Linked DNA regions of Homo sapiens: region 2 is linked to region 1. A link is a loop called in an ENCODE intact Hi-C map of the cell type or tissue named here. Cell type or tissue: Caco-2. All regions are shown on one strand. Links, peaks and the distances in the headings refer to the core of each region. The heading gives the core; the rest is flanking DNA. Region 1 has its middle 19 kb from the start of LINC02425. Region 2 overlaps HMGA2 (high mobility group AT-hook 2).

Evidence for each region. Peaks named below come from ENCODE experiments on the same cell type or tissue, not always from the same donor. Only the 100,000 strongest peaks of a DNase experiment are listed, where the experiment ranks them.
Region 2: a loop joins it to region 1, with 6 times the contacts of the local background. A loop is called at or near these places in 6 of 110 quality-filtered maps.

Annotation. Positions count from the first base shown.
Region 1 is chr12:66,046,984-66,052,372 of GRCh38, reverse strand. No RefSeq gene overlaps it. Among named protein-coding and RNA genes, the nearest start is that of LINC02425, 19 kb to the right of the region's middle. In Caco-2, for the core only: no CTCF peak of the experiment used is centred there; DNase peaks (open chromatin) are centred at 2,472, 3,173 and 3,682; H3K4me3 peaks cover 760 bases.
Region 2 is chr12:65,893,631-65,899,019 of GRCh38, reverse strand. The region is part of intron 3 of HMGA2 (high mobility group AT-hook 2); the gene reads right to left. Among named protein-coding and RNA genes, the nearest start is that of HMGA2-AS1, 14 kb to the right of the region's middle. RefSeq lists enhancers at 645-1,411, 1,412-2,179, 2,180-2,947 and a silencer at 1,937-2,231. In Caco-2, for the core only: no CTCF peak of the experiment used is centred there; DNase peaks (open chromatin) are centred at 1,350 and 2,699; H3K4me3 peaks cover 891 bases.

The DNA.
Region 1 (5,389 bases), core at 264-5,263:
TAACACATGACTGTGAACGCCTAGACTCCTAGGCAATTTAGATGGTCTTTCCTTGATCATTCTGTTATACGACTTCGGCAAAATATACATTTTGTACCTTACATTTCTCCTTTCTGAAACTATTAGATTTCTGAATGTTTTCTTTGGTTAGACAATTGGTCTTCTTCTAGCACTTATTTCAATATAACTTTAATATAATTTCACAGTAATATATAATGCAGATGGTAAAATATAGTAGTAGCTTTCATCTTATAGGCAAATCATATTTTATCTGGTTGCAACTATAAAAAGTTATTCCTGAAGGAATGCCATGGTAAGAGTTTCCCCCTCCTTCCCCCACAGTGGGATTTTACTGTAGTAAAGATCAATGTTAAATCTTGGTGATTTAAAATTTAAGTTATATATATTCCCTATAAAGAAGTAACTACAGAAAGCAACTCCATGGGTAATCTGGTTATGAACATAACTTGACACTAAATTCCCTCTTGACTAATTTGAAAGATACCACTATGTTCCTTTGTTTTTAGAAGCCCCCAATTGCCTGTCATTGACAAAAGAGCAATGTTTTAAAATGTGGTGGAAGGATGTTCTTTTTTAAAGACACTCCCCTCTCTCTTTTCACGCATTTTGAACTTATGAGGAAGCAAATAATCACATACTGAATTTAAGAAAGAGTGTTTTCTTGTATCAACACCAGGAGCAAAAGATTTTTTTTTTTAAACAGGCTTTTAGGATCCCCAGTGCTAATTCCTATGTGTGAACTAAGCAATAAAACCACACAGGCGAACTCGAACTAGGCTCTGAGGTTGGAGAATAAATTTAAACCTTCTTTGGAATTTTTCCTTTTGACTTGTTTTATTCTCCAGATACAACCACAGAAGTGGAATTCATTGTTCTTCATGCTGTGTATAAATTGTTGTTGGCACCGAATTTTTGAATTATATCCTCTAAACATCCTTCAGAGGGATAGAGTTTTTTACTCTTTCCTCTCCATTTTAAATTTAAAAATTTCAACTTCAAGAATTAACGGGATTGAAAGGTCTCTTCGTGGTTTATTATCTGTTCAGAGTTTTCATTAACAATTCATTTTGGAAAATTTACCCGCTTTCATATTAAAACAGGTAGATAATGAGTTCCTCGTTTTATCTTGCTATGTTTTCCTACAGTGAAAAAGATTTAAAATCATTATCTGTAATTCTAAACAATCTCCAGCCCTTGAAAGGCTATTAAATACAGAAACCAAGAAAAATATGTTTTTTATAATCAGTAATACCTTAATATTTTATGAGGACTCTAAATATGTGATTCTGTTGGTATTTATTGTTAGGCTAATGAATTGTTTTAATTGCTGCTGAATTTTTGTAAAATTAAAATTGAGAGGCATTTTAATTCAAATTATTATTTTTATTAACACAAAGAGAAGTACTAGTACCTCCTTACTTGTGGAGTGCATGTGCACGTGTTTTGAAAGACAAACCTCCCATCACTTCTCCTTCTACCTCTTTGTAGTACAGAGTGGTACAGTTGCAACAGCAGAGGAGTTGTTCCTGACTTCTGGTCTTCATCCTGCCTCATGCTAGCAGTATGACTTTAGGTAAGTCCCTTAATTTCCTTAAGTCTCAATTTACTCAGCTCTAGAATAGAAGAGTTAATAAACACCTGCCTCAAGGGTTGTTGTTAGTGGCTACACATCTTGTACACTGTAAATGATGTGTTACCATGTTACCAACCAGGGATAAGTATCTCAATAAGTAGCTCTTCTTTTGGCTAATATATTACCTAAGGCAATGGGGAGATAGTGGTTAAGTGATAAGCCTTTGGAACTAGACATTCCAGAGTTCAAAACCTGGTTCTGTGTATTAGCTCTAACAAACTTTGACAAGTTTCTTTATCTCTCTGACTTTCAGATTCCTCACCTGTAAAAAGGGGTTAATGAAAATACCTCAAAGAGTTACCAAGAGGATTAAGTGAGATAATATATACATTTGGCACTTAGTATGTGCCTGATATTTAGTAATTGCTCAATATATGGTATTATGATTTTGTATTTGCCAACAGTAATCAGTCTTAAGTTCCCCTTGAGTAATTATAATCATTATTTGTTTTAAAAATGATGTATCAAGAATTTATATCTGTGTTTATGCAGATGAAGCAACTCAGTAAATATTTGCTGAGTGAATACATGACTTTCTTCAATGTGGATTTTTTTAAAAAGGTACTTTGTTACCCAGCAAATGCTCCACATTTAAAAAAATATTTTCATAGAGGCTGGGCTGTTTCAGCCTTCCAGCACTTTGGGAGGCTGAGACAGGAGGATTGCTTGAGGCCAGGAGTTTGAGAACAGTCTGGGTAACATAGGGAGGCCCTGTCCCTACAAAAAAATTTTTGAAAAATTAACTGGGCATGGTGGTGCATGCCTGTAGTTCCAGCTACTCAGGAGGCTGAGATGGGAGGACTGCTTGAGCCCAGGAGGTAGAGGCTGCATTGAGCTGTGATTGCACCACTGCACTCCAGCCTGGGTGACAGAGAGAGAGAGACCCTGTCTCAAAAAAAAAAAAAACAAAAAAAAAAAAAACATAGGATAGTTATCAATCAAGGCATATCTACATAAGCTGCCAATGATTATTTCACCACAAAACTTCAAACAAAGACATGCTTATCTGTTCTTTGTTCAAGGACTTTAGCCTAAGATAGTTCTTTAGCCACAACATAATTATCTTTATACAATACTTTCCCTTGCAAACAATTTCAAAACAGCAGACTGCTTGCTGTAGGGACTTCTCTTACTGCTTAAGAAATTCATCAGAAAAGTAGCCATTCAACAATTGTGGAGACTATTTAAAAATGTTTTTCACCAAAAAACACGGTAAAGGAACATTTTGAGAGTAAAGTTAGTTTTCCATAAAATAAAAACAAACATGTCAATTTTCTGTGAGATAGATCACACTAAAAAATAAAAGTCCACAGATTATTCCTGAATCTTATTGCACCCTCTGTTTTACCTTTCATCACCACAAGAACTAACAGCAGCTGAAAGAGTAGAATTGCACAACCAATTGTGTACATAAATGCTAACAAATAGTGAAATAGCCAAAGGGTAAACCCCGGAAAGAAGAGGTATCAGAGACGTGGCTAGTACACATATTAAGCAACTATACCCTGGAATGTTGATGATAATTTATTGTTTAAGGAGGCTCTTTCATGAGTCTGACAAAGATGACACTAACACTGCACTGCTGTTTATCTGGTCTTACTCACTGATGGAGCTCAAGGTCTTTTTCCACATGCTTGAGAAGTTGGAAGCAGACACTACCATTTTTTTTTGGAAGAGGAAGAAGGGAAGAAAGGCGAGAAGTTAGAGGTATCTCAGTGTTTGCAGGTTACAGCAGAAGATGCTGGCAGCAGATTTCGTTAGCTGAAGCAGTTTGGTGTTTGACTCAGCTTGCTGTGCGAAGCGCCCTGTAGACGCTGCTCCACTTATAGACCTTCTCAGGAGGTTTTCTCTTGACGGGTAGATCCCCAGGAGACTCCCAAATCACGCCATTTTGCCTCTCCTTTTGCCTGGAAAAGTCCTCATCCTCTTCTCACCTTGGGGACCTTCTGTTTTTTTCAGAGCCGCTCAAACATCACTTCCTCCATAAAGCCTTCCTTCGCCCGGTACACCTCCGTGCACCCCCATGTGCTAGCATGGCTGGTTTCCAGGCGCTGGTCATATATTGTAGGTGTGTCAACCAGCATTCGTCTCATTGTATTGCAATCAGAGGTTTCCATGTCATTCTTCCACTACACTACTGGGCAGGGCTAATGCTGGCTTCCTGTTTATATGTTCACCATACAGCATATAACTTGGCAGACGGGAAGCCCAAATTTAACATAAAATAATTGAATATAGATGGAAATTAAGAAGTCTTTATTTGCATCTTGATGATGTAATTGTTTTATAAGAAAGCTTAAGTACATGGTCTTTTAGGAAATTCTAAACCTGAATACTGATGGAGAGATTAAAAAATTAATTTTAAAGTGAAAAGTACTAATTATAGTGGCATTATTATTAGGTGCTTCTTGAAGAAAAATTCTGAATTCCAAAAGTTAAAGAAATATGGGGTTAAGCAAAATTAAAAATAACATATTTGAACTCTAGATTTTACCAGAGCCTGGTAGATATGTGTATTTTATTTTCTTACCTAAATCCTAAATTCTTCTAGGGGAAGGAGATTTTTACTTCTATTTTCCAACAAGTAGGCACAGTGCTTGATACACAGTTAATGTTCAGTAAATGTCTACTTGACATCACACACACACACACACACACACACACACACACACACACTTCACCACACATCTTGAGAATCATCAGGAAGCCTAGCATTATTTTTGGCTAGGGTACGCATAAAAAGACATCAGCTTTTCATTGAATACCAATATATAGTTAATTCATGAGTAAGAGAAGTGTCATGGTCTGTGAATGGTTTGGGGTCTGTGCTCTCAAATTCCTGGAAGCCCAATGACTACAATTAGAGAAACACAACCTCAAGGGTGTTTTTCCAATATGGATCTTACATTTGCTGTTATGTTTACATTTTTAGAAATGCTGTAGCTGTGACTGTTCTCAAAAACTAATGCCATGTGAATTTGCCTCTAGTTTCATGAATGATTTCAGATGTGAGAACTTCTCCAGAAAACCTGCTTTCTCTATCTGGGTGAGCAAAAGAGAGAGAAAATACAAGAATTTCTCTTGTGTAGTACTGACTTCCTCTGTGGCCCCAGAGAAGCCATTTGAACTTTCTTCTTTGGTTCCTCCAGCTGTAAAATGGAACTAATAATGACTAATAATGTATTTCACAAGGTAACAGTGAGGATTAGTCAGTGTTTCAAGGCAGTAGGCCCCAAGTATGAAATATTTGTATAATGTCAAACTCTGACCAATGTTTTTCTATTAGATTGGGTTTTGAAATCCCCTAACTTCATTTAAACAGCCAAGTCAAATGACTTGCAAGCAAGGTGCCATATTTCTCTGTTAATAATTCCATTTTTCTGACAGAGAAGTTTCTGGAAAACAATAGCATTTGGCATTAAGATAAACAATGTAAATTGTTATCCCAGCTATACTGCAACTGTAGGCAGACCCCACAATTTCTTTGCTTCTCTTTTTCCTTTCAGGTCTGAAGCAAAGTATCTGTGCCTGACTCTTACAGGATTGTGAAAAGTAAAGAGGTTAACATATGGCCAATGCTTTAAACTCTGTGGTGAAGATGCCAGAGAGTAATATTCTACAGATGGGAAAACTGAGTCCCCGAGAAGCAAACAGGCTTGACTTAAATCATGTGACAAGTGAGTATCAGGAAAAACATTCAATACTCTGGATTATAACCAGTTATTTTGGCCTTAT
Region 2 (5,389 bases), core at 313-5,312, 150 kb after region 1:
CAGGCTGGAGTGCCGTGGCACGATCTCCGCTTACTGCAAGCTCAGCCTCCCGGGTTCATGCCATTCTCCTGCCTCAGCCTCTCGAGTAGCTGGGATTACAGGCGCCCGCCACCACGCCCGGCTAATTTTTTGTATTTTTAGTAGAGACGGAGTTTCACTGTGTTATCCAGGATGGTCTCGATCTCCTGACCTTGTGACCTGCCTGCCTCGGCCTCCCAAAGTGCTGGGATTAAAGGCGTGAGCCACTGCGCCCGGCCTCCTCATCTTTAAAATGGGAATAATCGTAACATGATTTGGCAGGGAGGCTAGGAGGATTAAGGATAATGTGAATCATGCGCTGGACATAGTAGGTGCTCATTGTATAGTGGCTACCACCAGGATTATAGTACATACAAAGGATATTTAAGCCCTTAAGGGCTGTTGAATATGTACTATAACCATATGTTTGAAACATGTGAATATCAGATAACACCGATATTTTAAAATGCATGATGTTTTCTTCACTGGGAAAAAAAAAGATGCCTCGTTAGCACCTTTCCAGGACTGGGTAATGGGGCCCTGTGGGAAACACTAGCCACTGCAGATTTCCTTGAGGCTGGGAAGCTCCACCTTTCAAGTTGCAAAAGTCTCTGAAAGATCTGAACCCTGAGTTTATGATTTACAATATGTTATACTGAACAGATGATAACAAAAAGCATTAATCAAAAAGCAAAACCTGAAAAAAAAAATGAATAAAGTGCTGCTCTACCGAAGGTAATGACTTTCTCTCCTCAAACTTTTTCCCATCCGACTTACAGCACCTGGATATTTTAAAATGTATTGAGGTAGGGATTTGGGGGCTGTTAAACAGCATCACGACACCTTGGCTAGACAGAAGCCTGGTGTCCTGTTTGTTATTTAGTTGGAGGCTGAAACTCATATTAAAATACATACACTTAGCCAGGAAGTCAAGGCAAAATTAAAATGAAGAATTAGCATCAGTGGCTGGTGGAAACACGAGGGCACTGTGCTATCCCTTCCGATGGATGAATCATTTAACTTTTTTTTTTTTTTTTGAGATGGAGTTTTGCTCTTGTCATCCAGGCTGGAGTGCAATGGCGCGATCTCAGCTCACCGCAACCTCCACATCCCGGGTTCAAGTGATTTCTCCTGCCTCAGCCTCTCAAGTAGCTGGGATTACAACAGGGGCGTGCCACCATGCCCAGTCAATTTTTGTAATTTTAGTAGAGACAGGGTTTTACCACGTTGGCCAGGGTGGTCTCAAACACCTGACCTCAGGTGATCTGCCTGCCTTGGCCTCCCACAGTGCTGGGATTACAGGCGTGAGCCACCACGCCCGGCCTTTCTTCTTGCTTTAGGACAAATAATAAGCATTGCTTTTCACCCATCCTCCCTTAACCTAACATTCCTTTTGACTTTTAAATCGCTGCTCTGCATGCTTGCTCACTCTGTGCTCTCCCTGACCACTCCTTTTTGTCCTTTTGCCTAAGCCCCAGTATTCAGATGGAACATAAGAAAATGCATGGCAAGTAAGTAGAATTACCTCTATCAGGATGCCTAATGTACTATTTATTTCCAAATTACATCAGAGATTTCCATTTAAAATAAGAAACTTTTTCCTTAATTTTCTCAGAAACTTAAAAATAATGCCGTTAATATGATCACAAGTTCTCTAGTTTGTACTGTCAGTTTCTTTTCATCAAAAAAACAGTGTTATGCCACAGGGTGACTATGGTCAATAATAATTTAAGTGTACATTAAAAAATAACTAAGAGTGTAACTGAATTGTTTGCAACACAAAGGATAAATGCTTGAGGTGATGAATACCTCATTTACCCTGATGTGATTATTAAGCATTGTATGCCCGCATCAAAATCTCTCACATACACCACAAATATGCACACCTACATACCCACAAAAATAAAAACTTTAAAAAAATAGTGTTCATCACCTAAAATAATTCTAATTTCACTTCTTCACTATTGCAGGAATCAGGTTTCAACTAACCATTTTTGCATTCTTTTGAGAAGCAAATAGGATACAACAACAGTGACGAGTTACCCCATTCAGTCTGGCATTGATAACACAGCCAGGGATATACCACCACAGCAGCCACATGAAGTTGAATTCTTGTGTTAAGTATTTATTCCCCCAGACTCATTCATCTCAACTACCAGATACTTTCAGTAATTAAATGCCAGCATGTAAGAAAGATCTCAAAATCAGATTCTTCATGCAGTATTCTTCCAACGTTTAATCAATTAAGAAAACACAGACCTCCCCGCAGGCTGTGAAGCTACTGTAGATCAGATCAGTATATAGAATCATCTTATGTTCAACAAAGGCCTTGCCATTGGCCATTGACTTACGAGTAGCAGCAAAGGTCAGAAGATCTGCTTCTAGAAATGGCCATGCTGCACACGCACACAAATGTGCGTTCATAAAAAGAACAGGGAGAAGAGGAGGAAGAAGGAAAAAGCAGAGAGAGAGAAAGAGAAAGAGAGAGAAAGCACCACACTCCCCCTACAACAGCAGCTTTGTGATCCCTCTGGTAATGTTACCCAGTTTTGTTTATCATGAAAAGATCCCATTAATGCCTCAGCCCCATCAAACAGCAGACCAAGTCCATGAATGGCACCTATCAGAGCCCAGGGCAAATCCAATGATTAGAGGGAATTCGCCAAAGGGCCTTTGTAGCTGAGAAAAATGCCTACTCCAGAGAGGAATGCAGAAAATTCCTGGGAGCACAAGCCCTTCTTTGTTGGCAGTTGGGCGGTATTCTGGAGCAAATAAAGGGACAAAAATGGGATCTCAGATGCAATGAACATTTGAAGAAAATGGTTTTCAAAGACCTCCTTGAAACATTCCTTTTCAAAAACCCCAAAACCATTAGTCTGATAAGGATGAACTACAGAACTTCTACTCAAACCACCATTTTATAGTATTGCATAACCTTGGAGATTCTCAACAGGAATATAGTTTTATTTAGATCTCCTTTGTCCTGCTGAGTTTCCTGGTTAAACAGTAAGCCAAAGTTAAAACTTTACAGATAAGAAAACACACACATGCAAACGCACTCCTCACTCACTCTCCTCAACTTTACTGACAGAATAAACTGAGATTTAGCATAACACAGAAGCATCAGGCAAGGAAATAGGAAAGCATATAATACTGAATCGAGTGTACTAGCTGTCCTCAGAGCGGAACAAAGCATAAAGAATATGCTGAGCTATCACCATTATCCAAATATGCATACAACCAACCAGAAAGAAGTCTGCTAGGCAGACTATGTAGGACAAAGAAGGTAAGTTAAGGCATAGTAGACATCAGTAAGCTTTGCTTTCATCTACTTCTGTGCACAAGGAGGTATTTGTTTGCTGAAACCCCCTAACTAACATATGGCAAATATAACATGCCTATATTGTTTTTATTATACAAGAGCCGGGGTCTACCAGAGCATGCAAAAGGAATGCCAGGTCTACTATACTTCTTTAAGTATGTTTCCTAGAGAAACAAAATCTTTCAGTTTTGTCTGGTAGGAAAAAGTTGCCACAATAGAGAATGAATCAGAACCTTTAGGTACAAAGGCTTTTAAAAACCTAAAGCCTCAGGTAATCATAAGGAAGGCATTTTGATACATCTGAGTTTCTCATTTTTCTCAAAAGGTTTTTTTTTTCCCCTTCTTAAGGCCCAAACAATTTTAATGACTTTTCTGCACAATGTGCCCCTAAGTGTAATACCTTTCCTCATAAATCTTGTTATAGACTTGCTTTATGTTCCATTTTAATGTTTGCTGGGTTGAGGGAGGAGCAAAGCAATAATCATGTAATTCTAGTTGAAGGTTTTCCTCCCCTTTCTCCTAGGCTGAAATCTAATAAAATATTATTTACTTGCATCTTTGGAGAGCTATTCACTAACATTTTTCAAAACTGTAGTAAAGTGATTGCAAAGGTGGTTTCTTTATTGCTTTGCAAATGTTGTTCATTTTACAATTTGTTTTAAATGCTGTTTTACTGGTACCGGTGGATTTACATTATAAAGCTGTATTAGGGTGCTATTTGGGATATACACAACAAATGCAAACCTTTGGACCGTGCTTCTCCACACTCACTTCTTATTTGCCCATGTAATCATATAAAACACTTCTCCCAGACTTCCCTTCCAAATAATTGAGCATACATAATTGTGGGGTTATTGCATCACTGTTTATGGCCAACTTTGCCCTTTCTAAGAGTTACTCCAATAAGTCTCTACCTTGGGGTGTACTTCCATAAAGTTTATACATCTGTGCACCAAAAGGGAGAGGTCAGCTTTACTTTTGCACCATTAAAGGTAGTTTTGCAAACACTAATGAATGCAATACTTTCTCAAATACAAGATGGCTTGAAAAGCAATTGCCATACTTTCCTGATGCATTTTGCAAATTTCCACCTATGTCTGGACTGAAAAAGCTTTATTATTAGAGTTCTTATGAATAAAATGCTTAGATTTGACCATGTAAAAATGATCCATTTGAAAGAAATGTCCAGAGCAGAAATAAATTTAAGCGCAAAACAAAATAAATGCTCTCAATGACCCTGATTCAGGATTCCCTATAAATGGAGTGTACATCTCCACCACTATAGAGTTCTCTGAAATCTTGCCAGATGCATAAATCCTTGAAACATCTTCTAAAAGATAAGAATGAGCTTGGAAAATAGATCATCAAAGAAATATGCAGTGCCTATAAAATAAACCACACACATACACACACAATTTTCATTTACCAGATCCTCTTCCACAAATCTAGCAGATGGTAGAGTTTTAAAACTAAGTTTTTCAAACTGCAATCTGATTTTCTATTTAAAATAGAATCCTTAACACGTTAGAAAAAAATGCAGTGAATATCATACAAACACCAGAGGCATACAACCAGGCTCACGATAAGTTGGCCAACGGAAGAAATGTATAAAATTTAATCAGAACTGTGCATTCAAAACCATTATAATACCAATTGTTAGCTAGACAAGTTTTTACTCCCCTCTATGTATCATTTCTTTATAGTACTAAAGTCTACAAAAAAAGTGAATTAAAAAATATCATCACAAGCACTCTTCTTCAGCCAGTGACATTTTCAAGTGCTCTGAGCCATACCAAACACAAGAAGAAACAGCTACCCCATGAAGGCTATACTCTAAATACAGTGGGAAAGTCAAATATCAGTTTTGCCTTTTCTCCTCTTAGAGGATTCAAACTATCCTAACATCCTTCCCTTTCCATCCTTATCTCCCAAAATTACACCAATTAAACTTTGCAACTTCATTGCTTAACTCTTGGAATAAAGCTCATTTTGACCTCTTTACCAGTAGCCATTCACCCCCTGAAATGCAGGACAGCTCTAAACCTCGAA